Linked DNA regions of Homo sapiens: region 2 is linked to region 1. The links are chromatin loops, found by intact Hi-C in ENCODE. Cell type or tissue: dorsolateral prefrontal cortex. All regions are shown on one strand.

What was found. A loop is a pair of places that touch in the nucleus more often than their neighbours do. Peaks named below come from ENCODE experiments on the same cell type or tissue, not always from the same donor. Only the 100,000 strongest peaks of a DNase experiment are listed, where the experiment ranks them.
Region 2: a loop joins it to region 1, with 2.2 times the contacts of the local background. A loop is called at or near these places in 2 of 110 quality-filtered maps.

Annotation. Positions count from the first base shown.
Region 1 is chr19:33,426,011-33,434,010 of GRCh38, forward strand. The region is part of intron 9 of PEPD (peptidase D); the gene reads right to left. Among named protein-coding and RNA genes, the nearest start is that of CEBPG, 56 kb to the left of the region's middle. In dorsolateral prefrontal cortex, CTCF peaks have their summits at 4,830 (motif pointing right) and 5,031; a DNase peak (open chromatin) is centred at 4,831; H3K27ac peaks cover 552 bases.
Region 2 is chr19:33,675,804-33,683,803 of GRCh38, forward strand. The region is part of intron 2 of CHST8 (carbohydrate sulfotransferase 8); the gene reads left to right. Among named protein-coding and RNA genes, the nearest start is that of CHST8, 58 kb to the left of the region's middle. In dorsolateral prefrontal cortex, no CTCF peak of the experiment used is centred here; a DNase peak (open chromatin) is centred at 3,202; H3K27me3 peaks cover 696 bases.

The sequences.
Region 1 (8,000 bases):
CATCTTGCTATGTTGCCCAGGCTGCTCTCGAACTCCTGGCCTCAAGTGATCCTCCCACCTCGGCCTCCCAAAATGCTGGGATTACAGGTGTGAGCCACTGTGCCAGGCCCAGGTTCAATATTTAGGGAACACATGTTTGGCAGAGGATCTCAGGTCTCATGTCACTGCACTCCAGCCTGGGCAACAGTGGGAGTCACCCAGATCCCACCTTGTAGAGTGAGGACAGAATCCCCAAGTCACCCCTTCTAGAAAAAGCAAGTGCTTTGCTTTGGATTCCCTCTAGGGCATTTTTCTGTTTTGTCTTGAAAGAGTCCAGCACTACTTTATTTCTAAACATCAAATTGCTTTTTCAGCCTTACAATCTGAAAATACTTCACAAATGTGTCGTTTCAGATCTAACTTTCTCTGGAAAGTGCTGTTTCCTATCAATGTCTTTCTAAAGCACTGTCGCACCTGGGCCCAGCTCTGGGCAGCCCCTGCAACTCACTCAGTTCATCCTGAGGGTCTAGTACCCAGTTCCCTCCCTATCGTCCTCTGCTGAGGGCTCTGGAGAAGAGAGGAGAAGCAGTCTGTCCACATGGACTCACAGCCACTCTCGGTACTGTGAGCACAGGACACTGGATACAGGGACCTGGTCACCCGGGAGGCAGCGCCAAGCCAGTGGTCACTGCGCAGCAGGTGGCCTTGGCTACCCCATTAGGCTGGAGGGAACCAGGAGGAGCTGGGTCACTGAGGAAACAGGAGGAGCTGGGTCACTGCAGCCCCAGATCCCCAGCACCTGCAGGAAGCGAGGACCACAGATGCCTGTGAAAGACGTCTCCTCTCTGAGAAGGTTCTTCCAAGCATCCAGGAACCACAAGGCCCAGGACGCAGCGAAATGTGCCATGGAGGGAGGCCCAGACACCATCTGTCAGGGCCAGCCTGGACAGGCCCTAGGTGGGCAGGGCCCCTCCACCGCGTGCGGCTGTGTTTTATGGCAGCGAACCGGCTGTTAGGCGTGAACTGCCGACAACCCCTCTTCTAATGAGCCTTTCCATCCTCACTCACGACTCCAAACGTTATTTTAGTCACACTTGGCTGAAGGAACAACAGGAACGCTATTTATCACTTTGAAAGTCTTTATCTACTTAAGATGATGAATGGGGGTGGCAGTCACGCCGCCCCTACAGAGAGCAGCCTTGAGAAGAGGAGTGCCTTGGCCAGGGATGCACTCCAAGCATGGAGCTGGGGAGGCGGAGGCTGTCGTGGCTCATGGCATCTCTAGCATGTTCTGCACCTGTGCCCCATCGGGGACCTCTCAGTGCGGATGCCACCATCCAGGTCCTCAGCACCCTCTCGTGCCACAGAGCACAGAGGTAGGAGATGGGGGAAGTGGGACAGCCCCAGGAGCCCCCCATCGGTCCCCACCTGCAGCAGGATGTCCACTTTGGCTCCACAGAGGATGGGAGGGGCGATTTAAGAACCAACTCACATGTCCTAAACCTTTGCTGCTGACATCCCAGAGACACAGGGCAAGTTCCAAAAAATCCTCCAATCGGAGGATGCCAGGAATAACTCTTGCAAATTCAACTTTGGGGTAGCTTAAACCTATTTATCAATAGCTAATTAATAAAGTCTAAGTCTTTGGATGACAGGATGATTAAACTGGTTTTTAAATAATCCATTTTTAATTAAAATGCTACCCTCTTTTGGCTTCTGGATATATTCAAAAGGAAGCCTTAACAGATCTTGTTTTTAAATATACATTATACGAAGCCAATAATTAGAAGAATTTGTGCTTTTAATTATATCTTAATTATTCTTTGCCTATCGATGCAAAGTTAAATATCCTTTCTTTATGACACCAACACTACTCCCCAAAGCCAGTAGATTGCTAGCAGGAATTGTGTGTGTGAAGCCTGCTCCCGGAGATCCGTGCAGCAGTGACGGTGCCTGTAGGCAACCCATACCCCCGTCCTGGCAGGCGGCAATCTGATCATGGCAAAGCACTGGCTCTGGGCAGCACTCTCCTGGCCCCCACCTTGTAAGAGACACGCTTGAAGACAGAAGTGGTCGTTATGTGATGAGGGTCTGGGCCCCCCTCCTGCATAGCCAGGAGCCAGGAAGTTCCTTGACTTTACTCGCCAGCCTGCACACACTCTGAAGCATCTCGCCAGCGCCACCCACTGAAATTTAGAAAATTCGCACAGTGCCAAGGAGGGCTTGGAGGATGCAGAAGAGGGAGTCACGCCCGTGGATGCCGGGTTTCCTGATGTGCTTTGCTGGGTCCCCGCAGGGAGCCCAGGCATCACACACCTGTCCAGCATACCCCGAGCTCCCTCTTCCAGGACCCACAGCAACACCTATCCCAAGCCCACCCACTTCTAGCACCTTCTATCGGACACCTTCCACACTGACCCTCAACCACCTGCCAGTCTTTAACAGGTCCCCTCCTGGCCCACCTTCCCACCAGGAGGTCATGGCTAGAGGGGTCTCAGTGGACTCCTGGCAGCTGCTGCCCTTCAGGAGCTGGGAGGATGTCCACGCTCCACCTCCTGCTCACCGCCAGTTACCATCCAAAACCACCGTGGGCCAGGCTGACGCCCCTCTCCAGAAATCTCCCTGGGTTCCCCAAGGGGCTTCTCCCACCTCTCACCACCAAAAGCCCTCTGTAGGCAAGTCCCTCCCCACACTTCTACACTGCAGAACTTTCAGCCTGGCACCCTCCCGTTCCCTCCCAGTCTTGAAGGGCACTCCTAGAGGCAGGCCCATGTCACCCATACCCAAGGCTGGCCACAGTGATGAGCACACAGTAGGTCCTCAGTAAACATGTGAAGAAAGGGTAACGGATGGCAGGAACAGCAGGCCTGAACATGCCCAACAATCCAAAGAACATTCACACATACATGCACATATGCATATACGCACACATCCACAGGCAGCCGAAACCCTGTCTGCCCAGGCAGCCCCGAGTGGAGATCTAGCCCTGTGTTCACTCTGCTTCCTCTTTCTGGGCACATATCTTAGCCTCCCTGCAGCTAGGCTGGGACCATAGGACTGACTCTCATCCCAAGAGGAATATGAAATGACATGTGCTGCTTCCAGGCCATGGCTTTTAAGAGTGGGTGTGAATTCTTCATGTTCTCTCTCTTCCTTCTCAGAGGGGGCAGAGTTGGGCAGTGGAAGCAGCCCTGCATCCCTGCTGGAGGAGAGCCACTGGGCCAGCCACAGATGGCAGCATGAGCAAGAAATGAGCCTTTACCGTGCTAAGCCACCGAGATCTGGGTTTCTGTTGTTACCACCCCAAAGGCTACCCTATACTGACTAATACACCTGGGAATTTAGAATACAGCAAAAATGGAATTTTACAATGGGGGGCAAAGACATTACTCCAAAGACAACAGGTCACTTAGTAATTACGCGGGGGCAGAAAAGCCAGAATCCTTGTTTATATATTATTCTTAAATGCAGTTTAGCTCAATTAACGTATTAAATATAAAAGACGAAACCATGTGGATACACAGATATCTATTAAACTATACACAGCAGTGTTTGAAATATTTCATAATTATGCAAAAACTGTTATTTAAAAGAAAGTCATCAGACTATAAAGATAGAAAAAACATGCTGATAACTGGATTATATTGAGGTAGTAGAAAAAGCAATTTCGCAAAGGCATAAACTATACAGGAAAGGACCAACATGACAACTGATATTTACAATTTCTGTACATCAAATTGGGAAAAATATTTCCAACACACAGAACAATAGTACAAAGAGCCCAATTACAGAGCAATAAGTCACCCACAAATGTCCCGATTGCAAATGGGCAAAGGACTGAAAACCCACAAAGATAAATGCCCAAGAAATACTTACAAGAGAAGTTTAAGCTCGTCAGTAATCAAATCAGCAAAAATAAAGACGGGGTATTACTTTTCCCTAATCAGAATGATAAAGGTGAATAATGGAAATAACACAATTAATCTTGAGGCCTGGGTGGGCACACCGGCACTCATGGTTTGGGAGGAGGGGTGTCCTGCACGCTGGCTGAGAACATGGCTTCTGGAGAGAGGCCACCTGGCTCCTCTAAGACCCATCTGTCTACTGTGGGGTCTCTATAATGCAGAGAGGATGCCACACTCCTCTCCGCTCCCCCTCACGGGATTAAATGAGAACATCCCCGGGAAGGACATGGTATCTGCTCACCAGACACTAACCCAGCCCCAGCCGTGAAGGGAGAACAACTTTTCTAGATGGCACTGGGCTTTGGGCATCAACATTTTTCCAGCAATTCCATTTGCAGGAGTTTACCCCAAGGACACGGTCAGTTTGACACCCGAGAGACGGCGAGGTAGGGTTGACGGTCGAAGTGTCGTTCACACTGGGAACCACCTGGCTTCCGGGGGCAGTCTGGGTAAGTGGATTATGATGCAGCCCCAGTGTGCCCCAGTTCACTGCCAGGAAGAGACTTCTGCTGCAAAAACTCTGCCCAGTGTGAGCCCAGCAGATCAAAGCCCGTCTGTCTGTGCCCCAGAGAGACCGGAAGCCTGTTTGCTACAGCAATAAGGTTTTGTGTGCCTCTGCATCAAAGGGTTTTTTTCCTATCTTGTTTATAATGTTCTGTACTGACTGGATTTCCTACTGGCATATGTATCTTTTTATCAGAGTAAAGCTATTTTCATTTTGAAAACACTTTTGGGAAGAAATAAAAGCTACCTGTCAAAGACCTGCTCCCCTCGCCCCAGCCTCGCCCCACTGGCCCCAGGGGGCTTCTTGTCCTGATGTGTTCTGCCCAGTGGACACAGCGCACACTCCCCAAGCACAGCTGCCACCGAGGACGACACTGGGAAGCTGCCACCAGAGGTCGCAAGTGCACGCCGTCTGCCACGCACACAGAGCTCCTTGAAAAACCTTCAGCCTGGCTGAAGGAACCACAGTGTATCTCTGTTTTGATACCATTGTTGTGGACAAAGTAAAAAATAAGCAATCCAGCCAGGTGCTGTGGCTCAGCACTTTGGGAGGCTGAGGCAGGAGGACTGCTTGAGCCCAGGAGGTCGAGGCAGTGAGCTATGATCGCACCACTGCACCCCAGCCTGGGCAACAGAGCAAGATCCTATGAAGGAAGGGAGGAAGGGAGAGAGGAACAGAGAAAGGGAGAGAGGAAGGAAGGAAAGAAGGAAGGAAGGAAGGAAGGGAGGGAGGGAGGGAGGGAGAGAGGGAGGGAGGGAAGGAGGGCAATTCAAGCCCAATTCCTTCCCGAAGGAAGGAAGAGAGGGACGAAAAGAAAGAAAAGCAATTCAAGCCCAATTCCTCCCTGACTCTATCAGGAAACTCTACCATGGGTTGAAATCACCCAAAATCTGAATGTCCAGGTCCCCGCCGGAGGCCAGGGCTGGGGGCCCATCTTCATCATCCCAAAACTCATGTGGGAAATTTCCCCAAGAGGAGACAGAAAACAAAGCAAAGATTTCCTCTCTTCATTCCGCCCAAGACAAAGCATCTGAAATTCCACTCTCGATGTTTCCTTCATTATCTCCCACTTTCTACCTCTCCTTTTTGCCACAGGGGGAAAAATTCTTCCTGGGAAGGACATCCTCGGAGACACTCCCCTCCCAATTAACACCCATCTGGCAGCACCTCTGCCTGAAGATGGGTAGCAAATGCTAGTGGAGGGACCACTCTTTCCTGCTTCCTGGCCTCATGATCAAAATGGGAAGATTAGGCAGGTCGTGGTGGCTCAAGCCTGTAATCCCAGCACTTTAGGAGGCTGAGGCAGGTGGATCACCTGAGGTCAGGAGTTCAAGACCAGCCTGGCCAGTATGGCAAAACCCTGTCTCTACTAAAAATACAAAAATTAGGCAGGTGTGGTGGCAAATGCCTGTAATTCCAGCTTCTCGGGAGGCTGAGGCAGGAGAATCGCTTGAACCTGGGAGGCGGAGGCTGCAGTGAGCTGAGATGGCGACACTGCACTCCAGCCTGGGTAACAGAGCAAGACACCACCTCAAAAAAAAAAAAAAAAAAGGGAAGATTAAACCCAGAGTGACCATTACGAGTCTAAGAGTCATAGGCTGAAGCTAAGAAGTCTTCCCAGGTAAGGGCCACTCTGGGAAGAAAGTGCAGCCCTATCCCTTCCTCCACCCAGAGCTCCTGAGCTGCTCCACTGCACCGGCAGGTTTGGAAGCAAGCTCTGTCGGCAAGGCTCTCTGGTATGCAGCCTGGAGAATCCAAGCCCCTAGAAGGCCTGCCAAGTCCTGCTTCAGGAGCCCACTTAGCCTTCTTCTCTGGAATCAGATTCTTTGGCAAAACCTCTGTCTGCACACGGAGGTATCCCTTTTGCACAGGGAGCTAGAGAAGTCAGAGACTGGTTGGAAAACAGCCTTGCTTGTCTCCTCTGGCTAAACACTCCCCACACGGGGCACCCCACCCTGGGGACCACCCACCCAAGCAAAAGGAGCCCACCCCACCCCAGGGGAACACCGACAGCTCAGGTTTCCACTGCAGACAGGATGGGGCAGAACCCGCAGCTCTGAAGAGCCGATTGAAAAAGCAAATTTCCCTCTGGTGCTCTCACTGGAAAAAAACATGATAGCTCTCTCCCCTGGGAGCAGGAGGAAGCCTCTTTGTCCAGGAGGACTGTGCTGTTCCTTGGAAACGAGCCTGCTGCCATGAACAGATCCAGCAGGTATGGGCAAATCACCTAGAATGCATAAAACATTACGTTCGCCAAATCCCCCTGGACAGAAATCTCGGATTCAGCAAACAGCTCAGATCTGAATGGATTTCCACTCACAGCTTTGAAATCCCCCAATTAAAGGCACAAGCGCATGGCAAAGTTGGAAGCTTTGGCGCTTCCGGGCTCCCAGTACCCACAGCCTGGATGGAGATGGTGGCAGTGACATGGCCTGGGTCACATGCACACGCCTTCCAGAGGCACCTCGGCCTCCTCGGCTATAGCAGCTAGCGGGTGTGGCTGGCCTGGAGCGACAGGCTCCCTCACTGCCATGCTGCCTGCAGCTGGGTTCCCTTGAGTGAAAACACTTTAAGGGAATTGTTTCTATCCCTCCATTCCTGAACAAGCCAGTGGTCCCCAGGGCCCCAGGAGCTACACACCCATTTGCATGTTGTCCCTAATCAACTGCAATCCATGTCAATCAGGGCCTTACTGGTCTCGGGCACAGAACATGCTGGGTGATGCCTCAAAGTGCCAGCCTCCCCAGCAACTTCACTAAGGAAGAGGTTTCTTTATAAAATGTCTGCAGTCTGATGGCTGGCTCTCCTCTCTTTCAGTGTGAGCTGCTGTTTTCTCCTTAAACTGCAGAGCCAGAGCTCTCTTCTCCCTGCCAAGGGGGCACGCCCACTCCACAAACACACAAGGTACACCAAAGCCCTTGAGACACTCTTGGAATAATGATGCCCACTCTGTACCTCCAGGGGACTTAACTAATTTATAAGGCAATTTTAATAATAACCATATATTAATTTTACATCCCCTTTTTTACCTATTTCAGTGGCTATGAACTGTTAGGAATTAGGTAATATATTACAATGGGCTCCTGGGGTCTTTTTATTAACTAATGCCCCATATTTAAAAACCTTCTTGTCAAATGAGAAACATTAAGAAGCGCTGTCCCTTTTATAATTGCTTCTAATAGACTCGATATTCAGGTCCTGGCCTGAACAGAGAGCCCAGGCGATACTTCCTTAAATTGCATTTAACTTTTCATTTTCTTTCTGTCATCGGCCAACCGAATAATTCTGCAAGTGCACAAATGGTCATTTTACCGTGTCGGTCTGTAGCTCTGGAGATGTCTGTAAATCTGCAAGTTAGGAGGACCACTCAGGTCAAGAGATGCACAGCGTTTCTGCCCGGAGTCTGGCCGCAGGAGCAATGCTTGGCCATTTTGGTGTGTGTGTGCAAGCCTATTTATCAAAATATATGCCAGTAAACCACACCCATCTTAAATACCCAGATTGATGACATCTCACAAACGTGCCCCGTGGGTGAAGACCCCAGGACATTT
Region 2 (8,000 bases), 250 kb after region 1:
AGCCTCTCTTCCCAGAGGATTTTTCTCCCTCAGCTGATTTTGCACAAAAGTCCTTGAACCGGGAAGCATTGTTCTCATCCAGGGGTCACGTGCCTTTCCCTAATCCAGGCTCCCGGGTTGGGGGAGCTCCAGAGTGGCAGCCCAGCAGGACCATCTGCCTTTCCCCAATCCAGGCTCCTCCTTAAGCCTCATGTCCATTCTGGATTTGGCCTGAGGTCCACCCATTGCCTCCTCTTTCATTGTAGGAGGCTGAGGCAGGAGGATCACTTGAGTCCTCTTTCATTATAGAGGGAGCAATGGGTGGTGGACCTCAGGCCAAATCCAGCATGGACATAAGGCTCAAGTAAGTTTTTTTAAATGTGCATTGCTTGCCAATTTCAGAATCAGGAAATTTCAAGTTAAAAATCCAGTTTCCAAATTGGAAGGTCTAAAGGTCTGCATTGCTACAAGGGTCATCAGATGTGTCATTTAAAAAATAATTTTGGGTCCAGTGCAGTGGCTTATGTCTGTAATCCTAGCCCTTTGAGAAGCTGAGGCAGGCGGATCGCTTGAGGCCAGCAGTTTGAGGCCAGCCTGGCCAACACAGTGAAACCCCATCTCTACTAAAAATACCAAAATTAGCCAGACGTGGTGGCACACGCCTGTAGTCCCAGCTACTCAGGAGGCTGAGGCAGGAGAATCACTTGAACCCGGGAGGCAGAGGTTGCAGTGAGCCAAGGTCGTGCCACTGCACTCCAGCCTGGGCAACAGAGAGAGACTCCATCTCAATATAATAATAATAATAATTTTTGCCCCGGTGTGATGGCTTACGCCTGTCATTCCAGCACTTTAGGAGGCTGAGGCGGAAGGATTGCATGAGGCCAGGAGTTTAAGACCAGCCTGAGCAACATAGTGAGACCCCATCTCTATAAAAATTTTTGAAAATTAGCTGGGTGTTATAGCATGTACCTGTGGTCCCAGCTACTCAGGAGGCTGAGGCAGGAGGACCACTTGAGCCCAGGAGTTTGAGGCTGCAGCGAGCCATGATCATACCACTGCACTCCAGCCCAGGTGACAGAGCGAGACCCAGACTCTTAAAAAAGAAAAAAAAAAAAAGAAATCCAGGTTTCCAAATAGGAAGATCTGAAGGTCTTGATCTGCTACCAAGGGTCATTGGATGTGTCATTTGAAACATAATTTTTATTATGAAAGTGTCTTGTGGTTATTATAGGAAATGAGCTGCTTCAAACAGCTGCTCACTAGAGACCAATGACTGACATTTTGAGTCCCACTATAAAAACGCCTGTCTTCATTCCTCTTTAGAGCAATCACATAAGAAGTCAGGGCTCCAGCAACCCCTTGTGTGATCAGCCGGCAGGGGGGGGCACTGGGGCATGAGTGTGGGGTCTGTGTGGATGCTCTTTTGCTTTAAGATGCTCCCAGTTAGCCGAGTGCTGCCCACATCCCTGCCCCACCTGCCCCTGCCTGGCAGACAGATGCCACAGAGCCCCACGTACAGGGATCATAATGGTTTACACCTCTTCTGCCTGTGTCCTTGAGGTTGAGCGATGAGGGCATGTGAAACCCAGGATGGTAGAAAAGAGGCTGCAGGCTTAGGGAAAGAAACCAGAGAAACCAGACTCCCTTGGATGTTGTTCAAGATAAGCAAATAATTCAGCAGAGCCATATGGAAAGATGGTGAGACCGGCCGTGGAGGAGCAGGCACCCTGCAGAGAGGACTGGGACCCAGCAGCCCATTCCACCAGACCCAAGCCTGTTCCTCCACCCCAGGGCAGCATCCCACCACTGCAGGAATCTTCTCAAATAGCTCCATGGTACCAGTCCACCAGGGGCCTACTTACTGGCTGGGAAAACAGGAGCCCAGATACATAGCATGAGGATGCCCCAAATCTCCCAGTGACAACATTGAATGCTGAGTGCTGTCTCCTCTGTGTTACTCTCCCACAGTCCCCTCTGTCAGATAAAAGCCGTTAGTCTCTGGAACACACAGGAGGGTGCCTCACTTGGCCTGGGGGCCATCAAGGAATGGTGAGAGATGAGACTGGGCACGGGAGGTTGGCAGAGGCAGGATATTCACAGATCTGGTGGACCATGCTGAGACATTTTAACTTGGGTCACTGGGCACCTGGGGGGCTTGGGAGTGACCACAGATGTATTGCAGGACAGGTGTTGAGATGGGGAGCTGTCCAGGCTACAGGTGCTGAATCAGAGCCGCACCGAGGGACTGGGAAAGAAAGACAGGACACATGTTCAGAAGGCCAGATCTGCACTCAGGTGTCAGGAGAGGGAGGAAGTGTTAGTCTGGACCCACATTTCTGGCTTTCCAACACTCTGTGGGGAAAAAGAAGGGCACCAAGGGGTCACTGGGGTGGAGGAGACTTGGAACACAGGACGTTAGCTGGAAGGAGATCTGAGGCAGAGACTAATGGAGAAGGGATGTTCCTGTCCCATGCACAGTCACTCATTAGTGCTTCCAGGTCATTTGAAGCCCCAGTCACTTCCTGGTGGCCTAAATGAGACCTGTTTTTCCACAGAGCATCCAGGATAGGGCCAAGAGACTTTTGTTCTGCCATATTCTTAGTCTTGAGCCTTCACATTGGGAGAGACCAGCCTGTTTTGAGATGAGCTCCAGGGAAAATCATGCTGGACTGGTAGAGGTCAAGACTGTGAGGGTTTACCTGTAAACCCAGTGCTTTGGGAGGCCAAGGTAAGAGGATTACTGGAGGCCAGGAGTTTCAGACCAGCCTGGGCAACATAGTGAGACCCCACTTCTACAAAAAATTAAACATTTAACCAGGCACTGTTAAATTGAGTAGTCCCAGCTACTCAAGAGTCTGAGGTGGGAGGACTGCTTGAGCCCAGAAGTTTGAGGCTGCAGTGAGCCATGATTGCATCTCTGCACTCCAGCCTGGGTAATAGAGTGACACCCTGTCTCTAAGAAAATAAAAATAAAAAAAGATATTGGAGGTTACCCTTTGGAAGCCAGCCTCCTTCCAAAGGGTATGGCCATGCTTGTGTGCTGAGTGGACCCACAGAGCACAACCACTGGACTCCACATGACCCCAGCCCGAAGGACCCAGCTGGCTCCAGTGCAGGAGCTTCCTTTCACCTTCGTTGTCCTTTTACTAGCTTCTCTTCATTCGCCACACATTGCCCAAGCACCTGCTCTGTGCCAGGCACTGTTGGCAGCTGGAAACACAAAGACAAGTCCTCTGGGGCCTCCTTGTGCCAGCCACAGGGAGAGAGATTCCCTGGAAGGCAGCCAAGGCTTCTTGCCATTCTCTCCTCAGAAGTCTATGGACTGCCTTGTGTGTCTGCACCCTGCCAGGGGCCAGGGCATTTCAGGTTTACTCACAGACTCCTCTCTGTCCATATTATACCCCAACTTTCAATTTTGAGAAGTAAATATGCAATTTTTTCCTCCCTGTAATTTTCCCTGCTGTGGCTGCGGATGTCAGAGCCGCTGGAAAATGTGAATAGCTCAGTGCTTTCTAGAACTGAAAGGAAGCTGGCCATGCCGCATCCTACATCCCCAGGTGCTCTTGGCAGGATCCAGCAGCTCAGGTGGGGAGAGATGCTCTCCAGGCTGTACTGTCGAGGGAACTTTTAACCCAAATAATTCATGTTCCCACCTTCTTCCATTAGCAACGAGATAATTGCCAAGAAGTAAGTGTGTATCTGTGTGAGTGTGCACACGCATGCGTGTCTGTTGCAGGGACATTAGCAGAGGAGGCGAAGTGAGTGTATTTGCTTATGCAGCCAAACTTTCTGCGTGTTCCTCTGGAGACTGTCAGACCTTCGTGTCTCAGTAACTGAAGGTCAGGACAGTCTGATCTAAGCTTTTGTTTTGGAAAAGCATGGCTGGGGTGGAGAGAGAGAGGATTTGAGTCAGATCTGGGGTGGCGCTTATTTCTTGTGTGTAACCTTGGCCATATTTAGTCTCTCTGGGTCTTCATTTCATCATCTGCAAAACAGAGTGGTGGGCTTGGAGATCTGCTGCCCAGATCTTCCTTCCAAGAAGGATTTGCTGACCACCTGGGGACTGTGTGATCAGCAGCCAGCCTCTAGTCCTCAACTCCACGAGGGGCTGCCTCATCTGAGATCACGCCCTTCTCTGGGCAACCCACATCCAGCTACTGAGTAAGGGGGAGGTGTAAGGGTCCAGCCCTATCTTCCTTCTGCAGGACACTCCGACAGGCTGAATCCACTCCGGAGCCCACCATCAAGGCCTACATCCCTATTCCACTTCTTCCCACTCCAGCTTCCTCCCTTTTCCCTTTGCAGGTATTGATCCTTAATAAACATTGTGCACCCCAAACTCCATCTCGGTATCTCCTTACAGAGAACCAAACCTGTGGCAAATAGGGATAATGATTTTTACTTCAAAAGGTTATTGTGTGAAAGCTAAATGGGATGTTTATGTAGTATCCAACATTGTGCCTGGAACGTTAACAAATAATGATAAATACCTGTTCCTTTTTCTTTTCTTTCCCTCACAACTGTGACTCAAAATCCCATTCTGGGCCTCGAGCAGGTGTTCCTAACCTGTGCTCTGTAATATTGGTTTGGAAAAAGCCCAGCAAGGCAAGTGGCCCTGAAAATCTGTGCTGCGGCTAAATCTGAGATCCTGGCTGATGGCTTCAGAGCCAATTCTTGTCCCTGTCAAGTTCATTATCCATGGATCACGTCAGCCCTCTTCAAGGTTCCTCACTGAAAAGAAATTGAGCATGCAAATACTCTTTTATCATAATCACCACGTATCCACAGGGTAATTCATAAAAGAGCTGGAAATATGTTGAAATTCAATATTGTTTTAGTCCAAATCGATATTAATAATTGTTTGCATTTTTAAAGTGCAATTTGCAATTGAAAAGTGCACAAAGATCAACCAGTAGTTGCTAACACATCAAATTTTCCTATTAAAGGCACAGTCCCTTAACTTTAAAATGTTTCTTATACAACAGGGGCTGGAGCTGATCCATGGAAATGACTATCTCTTATTTACGTGCACAACATTAGAATTGGCTTCCATTCTGCATGAGCTGAAAGGCCAGTCACTTTTATTTGTAAGTTTTGATTTCTTTAATTAAATTTTTAATTTTGAGATAATAATATATTCATATACAGTTGTAAGAAATAATGCAGAGAAATCCCATATATCCCTTACACACTTTCCCCAATTGTAACGGTTTGCAAAACCGTAGAACAGTATTAAAACCAGGATATTGACATTGATACGGTCGAGATAGAGAACATTTCCTTCCCCACAAGGATCCTCGTGTTGCTTTCTTCAGATCTTTAAAAATTAAAGATTTTTGAAGGAAAAAGGACCCTGTTAGATTTCTGCCTTGAAACGATAGCTATCACTAAATGAGGCACTGTCCCAGCTGGGCTCAGTGGAGTTCACACAGAGGAATGGTCCCCTAGGTCAGGAGTAGCCCAGGTGGAACTCACCTCAGCCAGGGAGGCCTCAGGGGAGCACAGCTTTGCACATCAGAAAGAACCTGAGAACAGTTTTCAGTTTGACACTTGCAGTGTGGCCTTTGATCCCTCAAACAAGGACAGGGTTGTCAAGAAGGGAAACAGCTTGGCTGGGCTCATGTGGGCCACAGGGGCCCAGTTATCCCAGGAACAGGGATAACTGTTCCTTCCTAGAGTGTAGAACTCTGGGGCACAGCCCTGGCAGCCTCCCTGAGGACATGTCATGGGACCAACCCAGTTCCCTGGTGAGGGACAGGCGGCAGGTGTGGGTGAGGGGTGCCCTTGACTGAAGCCTACCTGGCATGCTTGAAAGTAACCCTATGCAAATGAAATTCACAAGGTGCCTCCCTGTTTCAAGACATTTGTCTCACACCAGAGCTGCAGGGAACTTGGGAACTCATCTACAGCAGGTATTTTGGATGAGGACTGATTCTGAGATAGGGAAACTCAAGTCCTGAAGATCAGACTTAAGTGGAGGGGAAGTCAGGCCAGAGAACCTGGGGTGCCCTGCTCTGAGCCTGATGGCTACCCTGTGACATCCAGATGCCTTGTTCAAGCTGCTTCCACTGAGGGTTTTGGGTTTTGCTTTTTTTTTTTTTTTAACGGAGTTTCGCTCTTGTCACCCAGGCTGGAGTGCAATGTCATGACCTCGCCTCACTGCAATCTCCACCTCCCATTCTCCTGCCTCAGCCTCCCGAGTAGCTGGGATTACAGGTGGCTGCCACCATGCCTGGCTAATTTTTGTATTTTTAGTAGAGACGGGTTTCACTGTGTTGGCCAGGCTTGTCTTGAACTCCTGACCTCAGGTGATCCACCCGCCTTGGCCTCCCAAAAGTGCTGGGATTATAGGCGTGAGCCACCGTGCCTGGTGTGTGTGTGTGTGTGTTGTGGTTTTTGTTGTTGTTTTTTTTTTTTTTTTTTTTTTTGAGACAGAGTCTCGCTCTGTTGCCCTGACTGGAGTGCAGTGGCGTGATCTCGGCTCACTGCAACCTCTGCCTCCCAGGTTCAAGCGATTCTCCTGCCTGGAAAACAGGCATGCACTACCACATGCAGCTAATTTTTGTAATTTTAGTAGAAATGGGGTTTCACCACGTTGGTCAGACTAGTCTCAAACTCCTGACCTCTAGTGATGCACCCAGTTCATAATCATTTTTAAGTGTACAGTCCAGTGGCATTAATTACATTCACATTGTTGGGCAACCATCACCACTATCCATCTCCAGAACCTTTTCATCATCCCAAACAGAGACTCTGTACCCATTAAACAACTCCCTGTTCCTCCTTCCAGTCCCTGGTAACCTGCATTCTACTTTCTGTCTCTATGAATTGGACTACTCCTGGTACTTCACACAAGTGGAATTATACAGTATTTGTCCGTTTGTGTCTGGCTTGCTTCACTTAACATGATGGCTTCAAGAGTCACCCATGTTGTAGCATGTGTTGCTATCATTGACTTTTTGATTGACACATGCAAGCTGTAATTTTTTGGGGGGGTTCCTAGCATCACAATATATTTTAAAGGTTTGGGGATGCATTAGTCCACTTTTGTGTTGCTGTAAAGAAATACTTGAGGTTGAGTAATTTATAAGGAAAAGAGGTTTAATTCGCTTGTGGTTCTGCAGGCTGTACAGGAAGCATGGTGTTGGCATCTGCTCGGCTTCTGGGGAGGGCTTCAGGAAGCTCACAATCATGGCAGAAGGCAAAGTGGGAGGAGGCCGGTCACATGGCAAGAGAAACAGTGAGAGAGAGATGAGTGGGGAGGTCCTAGACTCTTTTAAACAGTCAGATTTCACATGAACTGAATGAGAACCAACTCATCACCAAGGGGATGGCACCATGCCATTCATGAGGGATCCACCCTGTGATTCAGTCCCCTCCAACCAGACCCCACCTCCAACACTGGAAATCACATTTCACCATGAGATTTGGAGGGGACACATATCCAAACCATGTCAGGGGACAATCAGTCAATTTTGTGGCATCTCAATGGTGTGTGTCTTTTGTGTAAACATTGCACCTGTTAATGTGTATGTATATGTAGAGGGAGAATCAACATTTGTCTTTAAAAGTGTATTTGTCTTCAAGCTCTGTGATCTGAAATCTGTCATACTGACATGAGGAGGCAAAAGTGAGGTCCTGGTGGCGAGCGGGCCTCGGGTATTTCAAGCTTTAAGGCTCCACTGGGCTCCCTGGGGGCCGTTTCTTCCTTGCTTCTTCCTTGCCTCCTGTCATAGGATTGGGCTACTCTTTGGACCTGATTCCAAGGCAGCTCTGAGGAAAACAAACCCTCAGCTCCCTGAAACATAGATGACCTTTTTAAAATTCCAGGTTCATGGAGTGCCTCTCTCCAGATGGCCCCAAACACTTCCATCTATTAACTCGTGCTCATTCAACGTGCAGCAGAGGCTATTGATCACCTTCCCTGTGCCGGGGACTGTGCTAGGTGCTGGGAATACAAAGATGGGGAGAGGCCTCGATGCGATTCCCGATTCAGAGGCAGGTGGCAAATGCTTTTCCCA